Regions from separate parts of the Homo sapiens genome. Here region 2 is linked to region 1. Evidence: read pairs that join two places in POLR2A ChIA-PET (ENCODE). Cell type or tissue: K562. All regions are shown on one strand. Links, peaks and the distances in the headings refer to the core of each region. The heading gives the core; the rest is flanking DNA.

Region 1 (8,195 bases), core at 1,336-5,335:
TGCAGCCTTGAACTCCTGACCTCAAGCAATCCTCCCGCCTTGGCCTCCTAAAGCATTGGGATTACAGGTGTGAGCCACTGTACTGGACCAGAATCTGCATTTTTAACAGGAGTTCCAGGTGATTCTTATGCATATTAACATTTGAGATGTTCAGTTATCGAAAATAATTTTTAAAATGTTTGTTTGGAAATTAACTTTAAAATGACACTTTGGCTTTTTCTTTTGGACAAAATTGTATGATAGTGTGATACAACATTGTTTACCACTTCATGTCTGACTTTTATAGTACTGTCATAACTTTTACAACAAAAATAATTTGAGGGTTTTATTGTTTTCCAAAGGGCTTTATCTTTGATAATCAAATCATTCTCTTTTGAAGTGCCTAATCATCATCTCTGTTTATTTTATCTTAGTACATGCTCATCAGGCCTAACTTCCTCATTTGTCAATGGCTTTTATGTGATCCAGTAGTTTTCCAACATTAGTTCACTTATTTCATCAAACACATATTATTTTTCAAAGCTCACAATCCACTTAGAGTCAATTTCCATTACACTTGTGGATATTCATATGCAACATTCAGGAAAGAGCTGACTGACAAGCACATTGACAGGATGGGTGGGGAGGGAAGCCAGTGTTAAGCTGGAGGATGTTTGGGTGGGGATAAATTTGATAAGTGGCCAGGTTGTTAGTGAACATGTCTATAATAGGATGACTATTGCTGTCTTGGGTAACATGATAACTGGGCAGGCAGGCAAATAAAATCCAGATAACAATAACCTAAAAGTGAAGATGATTATCTCTGGGCAGTAAAAGTCCAGGCAATTTTTATTTCCTTCATTGTGCTTATCTGTAATTTCTAAATTTTCTAGAATGAATGCATGTTATTTTTGCAATCAGAAAAAAACTCTGTTATTTAACAATTTAAAAAATTGAGATATCATTTACATTCAGTAAAACGCAAAGAGATAAGTATTCAGTTCGAAGAATTTCAACAACTGTATGCATCCATGTAACCGCTCCAAACAAGATATAAAATATTTTCATCCCCAAAAGGTTGCTTTGTGTCCTTTTAAACCAGAAATTACCCTAATACAGCACTCCTTCTATAATTACCCATGGCCTCCAACACTTTCTCACCTCTAAAGTGGTTTCAGTGTGCTACTCTGGAATGACACATTATATCTAGATTTCAGCAAATATTCATTTTTTTTATACACAGAGGTAGTCGATGCTGCACTCTGCATTTCTTTCCATATACCCCTTTTGTGTATTTCTAACTCATACTTTGAGTAGAAAATGGGAAAAAATGTTTTCCTCCTATAATTTCCCCTCCCCCAGAACCATCCTTTTTCCTCTTTCCCTCCTGCTTTGAAACAGCTACTGAGCTGCCAGCAGAGGATTCTATTAAGATGAAAGCTTTGTCCTTGCAGAGGCAGACAAAGGGCTCTAAACAGAGCCTGCTCTCCAGTGTCTAGGAGAAGAGGTTACCATTCTGTCACAATGGTCTCTCCCATACCTTGCCCCCAACAACGCCCACATCTACCTCTCAAATATCTCGTTCTTATTGCTCCAGTTTATGGCAACGACAAAAACACTAAAAAAAATACTGATTCAAATATAATAAAGATGAAAACACACAAATAACTTTTACACATGTTGTCTCATTTTGTGAAGCTGTCTTGGAAAAACCCTCGAGTTCTGTGGGGGAAATACTAGTATTCACTCTTTCTTTTGTTCATTCATACCTGCACTTTTTTTTTTTTTAAGACAGAGTTTTGCTGTCATTGCCCAGGCTGGAGCGCAGTGGCGTGATCTCGGCTCACTGCAACTTCCGCCTCCCGGGTTTAAGCGATTCTCCTGCCTCAGCCCCCCGAGTAGCTGGGAGTACAGGTTTGTGCCACCATGCCCGGCTAATTTTGTATTTTTAGTAGAGACGGGGTTTCTCCATGTTGGTCAGGCTGGTCTCGAACTCCCGACCTCAGATGATCCACCCGCCTCGGCCTTCCAAAGTGCTGGGATTACAGGCATGAGCCACCGCGCCCGGCCCACAGCACATATTTTTATGTAGAGATACTGTGTGCCAAGCAAGATATTAGGCACTACATAACAATGGCAAAAAAGGAAGTGTTCCTCACAAAGCTTATTGTCTAGCTGGGGAGACAAATGAGTAAGTAGGCAAATATGATTTATTCAGAATGTACCAATTCGGGTATGCACTTATGGAACCCAAGGTCATTGTAATGGTATTCAAAAGTTGGAAACTATCTAACAATAATAAGTGTTAAGTTACTATTACTTTTGAAAGATATATTAGTGATATACTTTTTATTATTATTATTTTTTAGACAGAGAGTCTTACTCTACAGCCCAGGCTTTGAGTGCAGTGGCATGATCATAGCTCACAGCAGCCTCAAATTCCTGGGCTCAAGTCAACCTCTCATCTCAGCCTCCCAAGCAGCTAGGATTATAAGCACATGCCACCATGTCCAGCTAATATTTTTAAAAAATTTCTGTAGAAACGGTCTCACTCTCTTGCCCAGGCTGATCTCAAACACTTGTTCCCAAGATCTTCCTACCTTGGCCTCCCGAAGTGCTGGAATTACAGGCATAAGCCACCACACCTGGCCTTAATGACATAATTTACACTAAATGTTTTGAGAGGGAGGGAGAGAAAAGCTGAAAGCCAGAATGCTAACTGGAAGAAATATATTAAAAAGTTGAAAGGACTTATCTCTGTGAGATGGGATTTTTCTCCTTTTCATGTTTCTGTATTTTCCTAATTTCCTATGACAAGTATGTGTTACTTTTATAATTAAATTAAAAAACTGTAAGGTGAAAAATGTAAGATTGTTATAAGTATGCTGGCACCCAGTGATGGTAATATTTATCTTCAAATATACCTTAAGCTAAAATGTATCTTTCTAATGAAATTTTAGTTTTTAAATGTTCCTTTATAACTTTTCTTTCAATATTTTATCTATAATTAGCTTCCTGGTTTTAAAATTTCACATTTAAGGAACAACTTTCAAATATGTGCCTATGTATTCAGAGATATTTACAGTGCTTTTGTACATTATGTCATTTAATCCAGACAGTAATCCCATGAGGTTGGTGTTGTTATCACCTTTTTACAGAGGAAAAGCAAGGTTCAGAGATATTAAGGAACCAAAATCACAGTTAGTGGGTAGCAGAGACAGAGCTCCAATACAATTTTTTCAAAACTGGAAATTCAGAGTTTCCTGCATTTCACAATGGTGCCTGTTATGTAGCTCTGAAATGATTCCAAACACTTACATAGATTGCTACGTGTGACATATGTTTTGCTGTGATAAGAACATGGAGTGTAATCCCCCTCCACATGGGAATGTTACGTTGCGATGTTATAGGACCAACAGATTCATATGCCTGCTGTGCAGTGACAGACAGGTACAGAGATAGCAGGGTTTGCAGCAGAGAAAGAGTGTAATGATCACAGGGCACCAAGCAAGGGGATGGGAGGAGACCCTTAAATCCATCTCTCCGAGAAGTTTCTAGCTGACGTTTTTCAGGGGGTCATGGAGGGTGAGGGGCTGGGAAATTGGGGTCATTGTTTTGTCAGGTAATGGGGATGAAATCATCAGGATGTGGAAACTGCATTCTTTGGTGAGTCATCTCTTCATGGGGTCCTTCAGACCAGGTGATGTCAGTAGTTTCACTGGTATACAAAACCTGAAAGAGCAAATGAAAACCTCAAATGGAAAACTTAACATTTTATAATGTTTAAATTGTTCTCTATAGAGCAGTTAAGGGGAACTATAATCTTGTAACAGGGTCTATGTGATTCTAAGGCAAGAGGCACAAAACAACTATGAGGGAGTGGGTCAGAGAGCAGGCTGACCTAGCGATTAATGCTGCATGTGCTGCAAGCTTGGTATATTTTTGTTTCTTCCTCTCACTTCTTCCATGATTAATTTATAAAGTTTACAGGGACGGTTTCAATACCTTATCAGACTAGATATATGAGTTATTGGCCTCAACTACTGGACTCCAAAATACATATAAACCCAAGAATTTTAATTAAGAACAATTTTTTTTGACATAGGGTCTCATTCTGTTGCCCAGGCTGGAGCAGAGTGGCACGATCATGGCTCACTGCAGCCTCTACCTCTTGGGCTTACGTAATCCTCCCCCTTCAGCCTCCCAGGTAGCTTGGACTATAGGCACATGCTGCCACGCCTGGCTAAATTTTGTATTTTTTTGTAGAGACGAGGTTTCACCATGTTTGCCAGGCTGGTGTCAAACTCCTGGGCTCAAGCGACTTGCCCACCTTGGCCTCCCAAAGTGCTGGGATTGCAGGCATGAGCCACCACGCCCAGCCGAACCCAAGATTTTGACAGAAAGATTGAGAGCTTAGGTGATGGGTGCCAGAGCTACTCTCTGCCAACCTCCCCACCAACACCAGCATCACTCACTAGCAGTGAGGGGCCTTGTGTGTCACCACGGATTTCCGCCATGTTGGTCAAATCATCTCTTCTGAAAGCCTCCCCTGTAAAGGTATACCTCAAACTTCTATTAGACTTTACATCCTTTACATCCGCAGAGGCCTGCTTCCATCCTAAGTAATTATATTCCTTTTTTTTTTTTTTTTTTTTTTTTTGAGACGCAGTCCTGCTCTGTTGCCCAGGCTGGAGTGCAGTGGCATGATCTTGGCTCACTGCCACCTCCACCTCCTGGGTTCAAGCAATTTTCCTGTTTCAGCCTCCCGAGCAGCTGGGACTACAGGCACAAGCCACCAAGCCCAGCTGATTTTTTCGTATTTTTAGTAGAGGTGGGGTTTCACCATATTGGTCATGCTGGTCTCGAACTCCTGACCTCAGGTGATCCACCCGCCTTGGCCTCCCAAAATACTGGGGTTACAGGCATAAGCCACTGCACCCAGCCCCTAAGTAACTAAATTCTAATAATTGGATTCTAAAGAAAATCAGAACTCGTTCACTATGTGACTAATGTACTTCATTTATGGAGTGCATTCCTGTGAGATTTGTTGTCATTATTCTCCCCCTCTTTAAGCATTGTAAAAAAAATCTGTTTGTATGTCAATAACCCATGTGATTCATGAAATCATATTCTGATCCTCTTGTTTTAACCACACAAAGTAGTGGCTTGCTAGCATTATTTATATCCCAATGTGCCCTAGACATTTCAATCAAGCAGAGATGTTTGGATCAGCATGGTATAAGTACACGTGTTCTCAAATTTATTTTCACTGTTGCTTCCTATAATTAACTACTGACATAATTTCAAATAGCTAATAGTTGCTTAATATGTAGAAATAACTGAATACAACTCATCTCTGCTCTATTTTTTAAATGTATTTTTAGTGTGTATTTTATTTTCTTGATTATAAATGTAACAACTGTTCATGTAGAATTTTTGTTAATTAGGATTAGTTTGCCATGCTGATTTTTAAAACATTTTTTCCCACTTAATGTGGTGGGTCTGTTATAGAATTGTTTCTAATTTAATATTCAAATTTTTATGAAAATAGGCCAGGTGCAGTGGCTCACACCTGTAGTCTCAACACTTTGGAAGGCTGAGGTGGGCATATTCCTCGAGCCCAGGAGTTCAAGAACTGTCTGGGCAACATGGCAAAACTCCATCTCTACAAAAAATATATAGAAATTAGCAGGGCATGGTGATGTATGCCTGTAGTCTCAGCTACTCTGGAAACTGAGGTGGGGGAATCCAATGAGCCCAAGAGGTTGAGGATGCAGTGGGCCATGATCGCACCACCACACTCCAGCCTGGGCAACAGAGCGAGACCTTGTCTCAATAAATAAATAAATTCATTTTAATGAAAATAATACATTTATGCAGATTAAAATAGTCAAATACTATGATTAGGTTTATAGTGAAAAATAGCAGTCCTCTTTACTCTTCCTCCCATTCTAATTCCCATTCTTCCACAGATAACTGCTGTTTTAGTCTATTCAAACTGCTCTAACAAAGTACCTTCGACTGGATAATTTATAAACAACAGAAATGTATTGCACAGTTCTGGAGGCTGGAGAGTCCAAGCTCAGGGTGCTGGCAGACTCAGCATCTGGTGAGGGTCCATTTCCTCATAGATGGCACCTTCTAGCTCCGCCCTCACTTAGTGGAAGGGCAAAGAGGGAAACAAGCTCCCTCACACCACTTTTATAAGGGCACTAATTACATTCACTAGGGCTCTGCCTTCGTGACCTAACCACCTCCCAAAGATCCCACCTCTTAATATCAACACATTGGAGATTAGATTTCAACATATGAATTTTGGAGGGACACAAATATTCAGACCATAGCAACCACTTTGGAAATATCTTAGCTATTTTGGTGGTATATACCTTGGTAATCTGAAATAACACGTGAATACTGCTGTTTTCTGTTTTGTATTGTTGTTTTTAAAATTTCAGTATCTGCTTTGACATGCTGGTTTCTATGGGAGCCCTTCATTTCCCTGGTCTTATGTTTCCACTTGGGGCAATGTTAGCAAAAATAACTCTTTGGGCCTCTCTCTCCATTTCTCACTCCCTCCTCCAGGAAGAAGGGACTTACTTGGCTAGTGAGCAGGCCTGCCTCAGCCTCTTCTTTCTCTTGGATGAACCTGCCTGAGGCAAGGTGCCTTCAATTTGGCTCTCCCATTTGGTGAGCATATTGAGGCAGTGTCTGTTCTGTGCAATAGGTTAGTGATGAAGGGGCTAAGTCTGCTTAACTCATAGTTGAAATATTAGGAAGATCACACTCTGTGCTCCAACCCAGCATTTGTTTGACAGAAGCTATTAATGCTCCCCTCCCAGGCCCCCACCTACCTCTAACTGTAAGCTCACCTGCTGTGGTGTGACAGCTTCCACCCTGCTGACAGCCTCCCACCTTAAGCTCTAGCATCTCTTTACTTCACCACAGCAGGGCTTTCTTTGGCCCGACAGGAGCTCTTAGTTGTATAAGCAGAATGAGAAATGCAGAGGCGTTTGCGTACGCCATCTTCAACAAGTCGACCAGCCTCCCTGTCCTCTGGTGGGACAATGCAAAGGCGTGTTCCACCCTGTTTCTCAGAAGGTCTCCAGTGGGACTGAGCTCACTGACACATTCTTAATGGCTTTTCTCCTTTTCCAGTCTCTCTTTCCCATACCCTCACTCCACTTCCTAGAATCACTTCCCCCAAAACCTTCCCACACCCAAACCTTGAAGCTGATATTTTGATCTTTATCCATCTGACTCTTATTACCATCTCTCAATTGATTCTGAACAATCTCCTATGATGAAAGATGAGGATTTAAGTGGGGCATGGTGGCTCATACCTGTAATCCCAGCACTCTGGGAGGCCGAGGTGGGTGGATCACCTGAGGTCAGAAGTTCAAGACCAGCCTGGTCAACATGGTGAAACCCCATCTCTACTAAATATACAAAAATTAGCCGGGCATGGTGGCATGTGCCTGTAATCCCAGCTACTAAGGAGGCTGAGGCAGGACAATTGCTTGAACCCGGGAGGCAGAGGTTGCAGTGAGCCGAGATCGTGCCACTGAGCTCCAGCCTGGGCAACAAGAACAAAACTTCATCTCAAAAAAAAAGAAAGATGAGGATTTAAGTCTGTTTCTCTCCCCACACTCTCCACTTACATACATGCGTGCTTTTCCAATCTGCATGCCTCAAATATAGTTATACAATCAGTATTGAATTAAATTAGTATTAAATAATTACATGATTATGACCATAAGTACATATCTGATCCACATATATACTACCTTAAACTTCCTGCATCAACTTTTGTCTATAAAACCCCTCTGACATGGCCAAATACATCTGACCATCTATCAGTCCCATTTTTTCTTGGCGTTGTTGCTCCTGCCTCCTGCTCCAGCCTGGCCTGGTTGCTGTCCGACCTGCTACCCAGATTCTGACCTTTGCCACCATCATGGGATGTCCCCTGGCCTCCTCTGGTGCTGGATATCCATTTTCCTCTTTCTCAGTTTACTCTCTTATTTTAGTGGAGCCCAATAACTCCCAGGAGCTTTCTGAGAAGCAGATATGGAAGGTAAATTATTTGAGTCCTTGCTTGTCTGAAAAAATCTTTAGCTTTTTACTTTATGTAGAGTTTAAGCAGACAGAGAATTTTACTTAGAAATCATCTTCTTTTAGAATTTGGAAGTTTTAATCAATTATCATCTAGTTTCCAG
Region 2 (8,195 bases), core at 2,127-6,126, 1.1 Mb before region 1:
TAATGAAGAAGTGTAGAAGCTGCAAGCAGTTAAATTTCCAAGGATGTTTTACTAAACATCCAAGCAAAATTCTGCTTTGTGATTTTGAAATATTAGTAAGTGACCAAGAGTTTATTTCTTGTTCTTGTTCTAGACACAAACCCTTCCATCCCAGTATGTTTTTTTACCATGGTGTGAAGGGGAAACTTCAATTAAGCTGTGCAAAGCCTGTGGTACTTTCGTGTCCATATTTGTAACAAACTGAACTCAGAGCAGCCGGGCTAGAGTAGGGTGCTTAGAATAGAGGAAGGACAGAGTCGGCCAAGTTCCACTGCACGAAATTTAGTTTGGAAAAAAGTGTTCCATTGCTCATGTTTTATAAGGTCCCTTGCAGGCCTAAAATTATAAAATTCTATATATTAAACTGCTTGCTCTCCTCCTTCCCATTTAATGTTGAATACTTATCTTTACATACAGTCGTACTTTTGCAAAGTTTTCTGAGCCATTTTTCTCCCAGTCCAATCATTCTTTATTTCACTTATATCACTCTTGTGAAGAAAAGTAACATGTAGCCACAATGCAGATAATATCAAGGTATCAATGTATTCACTGAATTCTTCCTTTCACTCACTCTTCACTTCAGAACGTATATATTTCTTCCTTCCAAATTAACCAGTATACATAAGGGCTAAAACTATGGATTTCAGAACCAGTATGCCAAGTTTTGGTGCAATTTCCAGTTTGACCACTGTGACTTTGGGCAAGTTTCTGCTTCTATTTTTTTCAACGAAACAACCCAGTGAAAAAAATGTTTCCCTTTAAAAATCTAGGCAATTAGTAACACTACCACCACCACAATGACAAAAATACTTCTGGTTTTAGCTTTTGATCTTTGGTGATCTAACTTGAGATGCTCTTTAATCTTGGGGAATAACATTTAGAAGATTAAAGCTGTAGTCCAATAATGAAAACCCTTGGACTCTTGAGAAAACACATGCTAACTTGTATTTATAAGATGTGAAACTCATTACCCATTTACTTCAGATAAGTGCTCAACATCTTACAGATTGATCTTGTCACTAATTTCCTATTCTCAGAGCTAGATTTATGTAATTTGTTTTCATGTAAGTTTAGGCTTACTTGAAAGTATTCTACTCTTCGCACTAATACTGAATAAGTAAGATTTGTGACTAAAAAACTTAAGAATCACCATTTGACCTTTTATAAGGTCTGATGAAGGTAAAGGTTAGAGGATAAAAGCTTTTATTTAACAGATTCCTTCTCAGACAAATTATGGCAAGCACTGGAGCATAAATTCCTTCGTGGTATTCCTTCGTGGTCTCCTAGATACTGCTGGTAGTTCAATAAATACCCTTGGAGGCCAAATCAGGACTGTTTTACAAAATGTGCTGGGCATATTAGTGGTACATAAGATGATTTTAGCTAGTTCACAGATGTACATTTGTTTCAATAGTTGAATATTGAACATTTAAAAATATATATAAAAAAAAATAACTAGAACATCACACTCTTGATTTCATCGACATAACTGCCAAGAAAAGTGAGGGTAGCATATTTACAGTAATTCACCACAAAGCCCACTCACAGGTATGAAGACCAGGGATGCTCACCAGTACCCAGAGGACCAGATGATTGATGGGTTCTACCACGAGCATCTAATAGCGACTGCTGCAGAACTGGTGTGGAAAAGGTTTCTATTTTATAAAAGAAAGTATCCAGAAGGCTAAAGGCAGTTGTGGAATTTATTTCTTCCCAGTGCTCTGATTGTCAAAATTTGAATAAAGCTCAGTGAAAGGAGGACAGTAATTAATGACTTGATAGCCAAACATCGTAATGATGATTTAGTGATATACTAGACTGGATGAAAGAGAGGTCACTGTCTTTTCACTATGGATTCATCATAAACAGTATCATTCTTCTCAGGAAGAAACTTATTTTTAGAACTATATTTTAATAAATTTCTCACATTCTAATATTTAATTTTTATTTTTTAAATTTTATTACCTGCTAGGTATGATGTGTAAAATGATTTTCCATTTATAGTAATGGTATAGTTTCCTTTTTATAAAAGGTTTATAAAGTTTATGTAAAAAGTCAACTTAAAAATACCAAGTTAATTCAGTCAGTTCAAAAAGTTTTGAATAATTAAACTTGGAAAGTCACTGCAATAAAGCCAAAGCAAGTTAATGGTCATAATTATAAGACTTAGCTTTTTAAAATAAAACTCTCAACTGTGTCTACCCTTTTAATTTTTTTTCTTTCTTCCCCCTAACTTTACAGTTAACCGACAGCGAGACCAAGTCAAACGTACGTACATCAATCTTAAATTGTTTCATTAAGAGCTATGTGAATTCTGTCAGTGCATTATGAGGAACAATGTCTAAGAGGATATTCTATGTTTGTTTCACAGGTTACTACTCTGTTGTATATCCAGGCTGGCCCATATATCCACGTAACAGATACACTTCTCTCTTTCTCATTGTTAATTCAGTAATTCTAATACTGTCTGTTATAATTACCATTTTGGTACAGCACAAGTACCCTAATTTAGTTCTTTTGGACTAATACAATTCAGGAAAGAAAAAACCCAAAAACCAACCTCATTCACATATGGCTTTTTTTTTAACCAATAACAATTAGGTGTACTTCTATTTTAAAACATTTCAGAAAAAAATATATGTTATAGCAATACTCTTACTCAAAAGAAGAAATTTCCTAACTCTATCAGATAAACTCATCTTTAGTATAAATAAGCATTATTTGCAGGTTGCCACAGGTGGACTTTTAGTAAGTAACCTAACCCATGTTTCAGCTTCTAAATCTGCAAAATGAGCAAGGTACAGTAGCACATTTTTAGGTGATTCTTAGTAACTCCAGTAGCCTTCATTAGTTAAAAACATTATTATTTTTTGCATGCTGCTTCGACTCTAAATATCTGGTTTTCCCTGTCTTTTTGGTTTACTACTTCCCCAGATTCAGAACAGAGGAGTAACTAGGGGATCTGATTTTAGAGGCCTTAATTTTCTGTTCATGGACTGTTAAAAGTAAAACCAAACTTTCAAAAGGGATAAACCTAAATATTTACTTGTTATCATTAGAGAGGGAACATCAAATGCTGGGACATCATTACTAACCAATAGCATCAGACACTGGATTTAATGGATAATCACAATGGTCGTAATGTATACAAAGACTTATATACCACTTTCTCGTATAAATTTTTCAAAAAATACAATAATAATATAATTTATAAAGAACACTCTTCTATGAACAACCACCACCACCAAAAAAAAAAAAAGCCCTCAGAAAATTTCTCACAAATAAGGCAACTAATGCCTGATATCTCAAAATCCTTTACAAAAGGAGATAGTTCTAGTCAAGGAGTTTTGGGTATGTTACTTTTTTTTCTTCTTTTTCTTTTCATCTGCCTCCATCTTAAGTGCAATTTCTTCAGCTGTAAGAGCTCCCAGTTTCTTATTCTTTGCTTTCTTAACCTTTTCCTTGATGCTGGCCACATCAATTTTAGTTTCAGTAGAAGCTAGACAAATTAAAAGCACAACACATGTAATACTTTAGATTTTACCAAGTAAAACAAAGAATATATGTTTAACAAAGAATATATGTTTAAGGCAGTTAACTTCAGAGTATTCTTATAATTGAATAATTGAAAGGTGATCACAGTATAAAATATAAAAACACTTGCCTAAAGCAGTTAGAAATTTCTTCAGATTAAGATAAAACAAATCATAAAATACTTTATATATTAGTACAAGTATACATAAAAATGGCATAAATGGCATAATTGAACCAATTACTGGATTCAACTATATTAAGACTATTTCCTTAAATCCTACTTCAGACTAAATTATTTTACCTACATTCTTTTCCATATTTTGGAACTTCTGAGTCATTATTTTCCATCTTGCACATTAAAATAATTTAAAATTACATGTATCCCTTCTCAATAAGTTTAATCAGCTAACCCTAAGCTAGAGGTCAAAATCTACTTCCTCTAATATCAAAACGAAAATTTAAAGTTTTCCAAATATTAATTCAATATTAATTGAATATTCAATGAATTAATTCATTTAATGTTAGATTAATTCATTGAATATTAATTCAATGAATGACTAATTAATAGTATTTTAACAAGATTTTGGTATATTTAACAACATTTTGGTAATAAAGACAATAATTTGAGAGTGTGTGGAAGTCCCCCTAATAGAAGCCAACTATCTAATCAATGCCAAAAGTGTGAACAAAATAGAGAAAGGAAGCAGTGAAAAAGAATGCAACTTTTTCTTACCATTCAAAGTACAGGATCACAGCATAAAAGAATCATAAGATAAAACATCAAACTACCCAGCAACCTGAGAAGCACAGAGTGTTAAAGCCTCCACCGTGTGGAGAAACTAAATTAGGGTAACTAGCTATTGAGTATATTGAGTACCTTCAAAGCACTCAACTGACAGGTTTTACAGACTGGAAATTATAATACTTATGACATTTCTACCTTTTATATAACCAATAATCTACCATAGAATGTAGTATTTTTAAAGCTATTAACAAGCAATATATTAAAATAATAATGTATTATATCTGTTTCTGACCCAGTCTATGTACAATATTGCTGGTGAGCCCTCTCCCTTCAGTGTGTCACTGTTCACTTTGGAGGGTTACTTTAGGAAGAGGATAAGTGTTACCACAGGGGAAAAAAATGCAGAAGAGGATGCATCAGAAGAAATGGCATGACAATGTTTTCTCTTAGTGTCTTTTAAATACTAGGTTAGTGCGAAAGTGATTTCTGCCATTTAAAAACCACAATCACTTTCGCACTAATAGCTCCTGAATAAGACCTGTCAGCATCCTTTAGTCTAAGGTGATGAGAAATCCATGTTACCGATATAGAAGCCAAACTCTAAGCCAAGATCACATAAAGAGAAGAAAAAGTACAACTTCTGATAATTCCTCTTTGAGAGGCATGACAGCAGAGCTCAGGGATCTTCTTGCATTTCTACAGAAGATGCACTGGCTGCCCTGGGTTTGTATCTTTCACAACAAAGAGTCTTTTCCAAGCACAGACCAGAGGTCAGGAGAGGACTGTCAATCCAGTTTGCACTGAAATAGGCATTAGCTGCCTCTAAATTATAAATTATCTCAGCCATCCCTTGTCCTTAGGATTAGTAATTAATGAAATGCTAAGAGAACTGATGAAAAGATACAACTGTTTCTTAAAAAGATTCAGACAAATTTATTATGGGTTTACTTTTCCTAATTAATAAAGACTTTTACATCATAGAAAGCATTACCTTCCTTAGGTTTCACAATTGGTTTTTCCTTAGGTGGAATAAATGCTTTGTTTCTTTCCTCTTGTCTCTTACTGATGGCTTCTGCTTGTTTAGCCTACATTAATAAATAAAAAATATATCAGTTAAATGTATTTATAGTTAAATAATTCAAGTATCTATGAACTTTGCTATTCATGTGAGCCAGACATAAAGTGCCGTACCTTTATTGCTTCCATTTTCTGCCGCTTCTTCTGATTTGCCTTCAAAAAGTATTCACCACTAGCCAATTCTTTATCGATCTGTTGAAAACGGTATTTACAATTACATCAGAAATAATGTAGAGGAGAAGTCATGTCCTAAGCAAGTCACAATATCCTTAGGGTAAAAACAATGGGGTCAAACTGATTTATTAATAAAAATGGTAGTGACATAAAGGAAACAGAGTCTAAGCTGAGGGGAATACATACACAAAAGTGTGGAGGTAGGAAAGCACCTCCATGGAATACAACCCAGAGTAGTTCAGGGATATGGCATGGAAGGTCACTGATTCAGAAAAGTGTGAGAAGAAACTGGAGAGAGAGTTTTGGGGAAAATTTGAAGAAGCTTCAATGGCAGACAAAGTAGGAGGGATAAGATTTAGAAATGACTGTAGGTTTCTGAGAAGACTGTAAAGACCAAAGAATAATTTTAATGGAGAGGAATGAAGAATAGATGAGAGCCTGGAATAAAGGTAGTGGCATGCAGAATAAAAGCCAGAACTATCAGGAATTGGTGACTAATTAGCAAAAGCAACAGCTTGTTCATTCAATATACAGCCAACATGTAAAATGTGTATAACTGACCTGTCTCCCACTTACATAGCATTATTATATCTAAGGCACTGTTCTAAGCTCTTTATAATTACTCATTTAATCCTCACTAACAATTCTTTAAGATAGGTATTACCATTACTCCCACTTTAGGTATGGGGAAACTTAAGTATGGATGGGATAAATAACTCGCCCAGTCACATAATGAATTAAGTGTTAAGAACAAGTCAATCGAGACATCACTGTTTCAAGAAGCTTACACAGCTACAGAAGAAAGATAAGTCAATTACTACAAGAAAGGGCCATAAGAAATAAGGCAGGTGTTATGGAAGCATGGTTTAATGACTGCATCACTCCACTTTCCCCCTAACTACTATCAATTTCCTCCATGATCCAAAACTTCCATTGTTTTTTCACTATGATCATCATTTTCCCCGTCAATCACAAATCTTCCCTGAAAGACTCCAACCATGGTTGTGGAAAAAAGAGATGTAGAAAGCAATGAGTTCACATGCTGAGCAGAAGTAGAAAGGGAAGGCTTTAGGATATAGCCAAGGAAGGGAATAATGAAGCAAGAACCCCCAGGAGACAGGTGAAGATGGAATTCAAAGAACACATAGAAGAGGCTGATGCAGGTGGAAGAAAACCCATACGTGAGAGAAGAGGAAACAGAAAGGGGTTCTTATCTGGTGGTCTCAAATATTTCAATAAAATGCAATGTCATATGCTAAACATGGGAGGGCACTGAGAGAATTAAGAGGAAACATGAATTTTGAATGAAATTAATCCAAAGATAAAACTTTCTCTAACTTAATTTGGTAGCCACGTTGCAAGGAAGAAGTCAAGTTTTTAGACTGATCCAAGTTTTAGAGCTTTGCTGAGAAGGTGGGACAGAAGTAAAAAGGGGCATGAATCAAAACAATGATGTGCAAGAACAAAATGGAAACTGGTCATGGTGGGAAAGGAAATGAAGCAGAAGACACCTGACAAAAGGAATCATAACTTAGAAAAACGGTGGGTGTTACAATTTACAATTTAAGATTTCAGAACAAGAACAACCATAGAGCACACAGTCACAATAATGTTGCCAAATCAGAGAAAAGAGTATTGCAGACTAAACGAACTTTTATCCATGGAACATTTACAGTGGCTACAGGGTCACAAACCTCCTGGATGCAGTTTATAATCAATGTGAACGCCCCACTGCACACCCCCATGCACTCAGCTCAAAATATGCCTATTTATATTTACCCTCAGTTTCTTATAGCTCTGCACACACACACACAATATATATATATACACATATCCCACCTGAAATACTTTCAATAAAGTTTCTGACCAAATACATTAAAATAGATTCTCCTTCATATGAAGTTCTACATTTAGTACTAACCTGACTTTCTGGTTGTGGTGGTGGGAATGGCGTATATTCTTTCTTAACAGTTTTTTTCTTTGGTTCCTTGCGTTTATTCACATTTTTGTGTTTGAACTGTGGCAAAAATCTCTCCCAACTTTGTGATCGTAATTCAGAATCTTTTGCCAACTCTCTCTTAATCATTAAGCTCTTTAGTCATGCAACAAAGTAAAAATTTTTACTTTCCAAAGTCACACATTTGTCAGACTCAGACATTATAAATATTGCTTCTATAAATAATAAAAGAAACAGTTCCTAGTTTCTTTGGTGAAATTAAACCAATTACATAAGCAAAAAGGTAGGTTATCACAAACATGTATAATTATTAGAAAACCATTAGAAATTTAATTACAAAATGCAGAATTGTTAAAATGAGACAAAAATAAAACTGAATTTTCAACCATTATTTCATTAAAACATTTAAAATGCCACTTATAAAAGCAGGGAGGGCTCTTAATTAGCTGATGTTCCCTGCAAGCAGGAAGTTTTCAGTAGCAACTGAAATATCACAGAAAAAGACAAAAGTAAACTTTCTCACGATTACAGAAAACCAGTATTTTCACATTTCCCTATTCCATTTAAATTTCAGACCATGGAACATCAGAGGATGCAAACCAGGGATCAGACACATAGTTTTGTTTTTGTCTGCAATATCCCAATATCCCAATGTAACTCAAAATCACT

Evidence for each region. ChIA-PET counts read pairs that join two places held together with the same protein. Peaks named below come from ENCODE experiments on the same cell type or tissue, not always from the same donor. Only the 100,000 strongest peaks of a DNase experiment are listed, where the experiment ranks them.
Region 2: POLR2A ChIA-PET joins it to region 1 with 9 read pairs; 2 of 35 experiments call an interaction of 5 or more read pairs at or near these places.

Annotation. Positions count from the first base shown.
Region 1 is chr12:76,632,939-76,641,133 of GRCh38, forward strand. It overlaps LOC105369851 (a long non-coding RNA gene), which reads right to left. Exons shown (of 2, transcript XR_945115.3): 2 at 3,181-3,711. Among named protein-coding and RNA genes, the nearest start is that of OSBPL8, 77 kb to the left of the region's middle. RefSeq lists enhancers at 1,134-1,787, 1,788-2,440, 3,229-4,428. In K562, for the core only: no CTCF peak of the experiment used is centred there; a DNase peak (open chromatin) is centred at 3,363.
Region 2 is chr12:75,496,414-75,504,608 of GRCh38, forward strand. GLIPR1 (GLI pathogenesis related 1) reads left to right here. Exons shown (of 6, transcript NM_006851.3): 5 at 2,281-2,307; 6 at 2,411-7,450. The coding sequence ends at 2,565. KRR1 (KRR1 small subunit processome component) reads right to left here. Exons shown (of 10, transcript NM_007043.7): 7 at 7,491-7,661; 8 at 5,510-5,587; 9 at 5,310-5,403; 10 at 1-3,538. The coding sequence ends at 3,396. Among named protein-coding and RNA genes, the nearest start is that of GLIPR1-AS1, 11 kb to the left of the region's middle. In K562, for the core only: no CTCF peak of the experiment used is centred there; no DNase peak of the experiment used is centred there.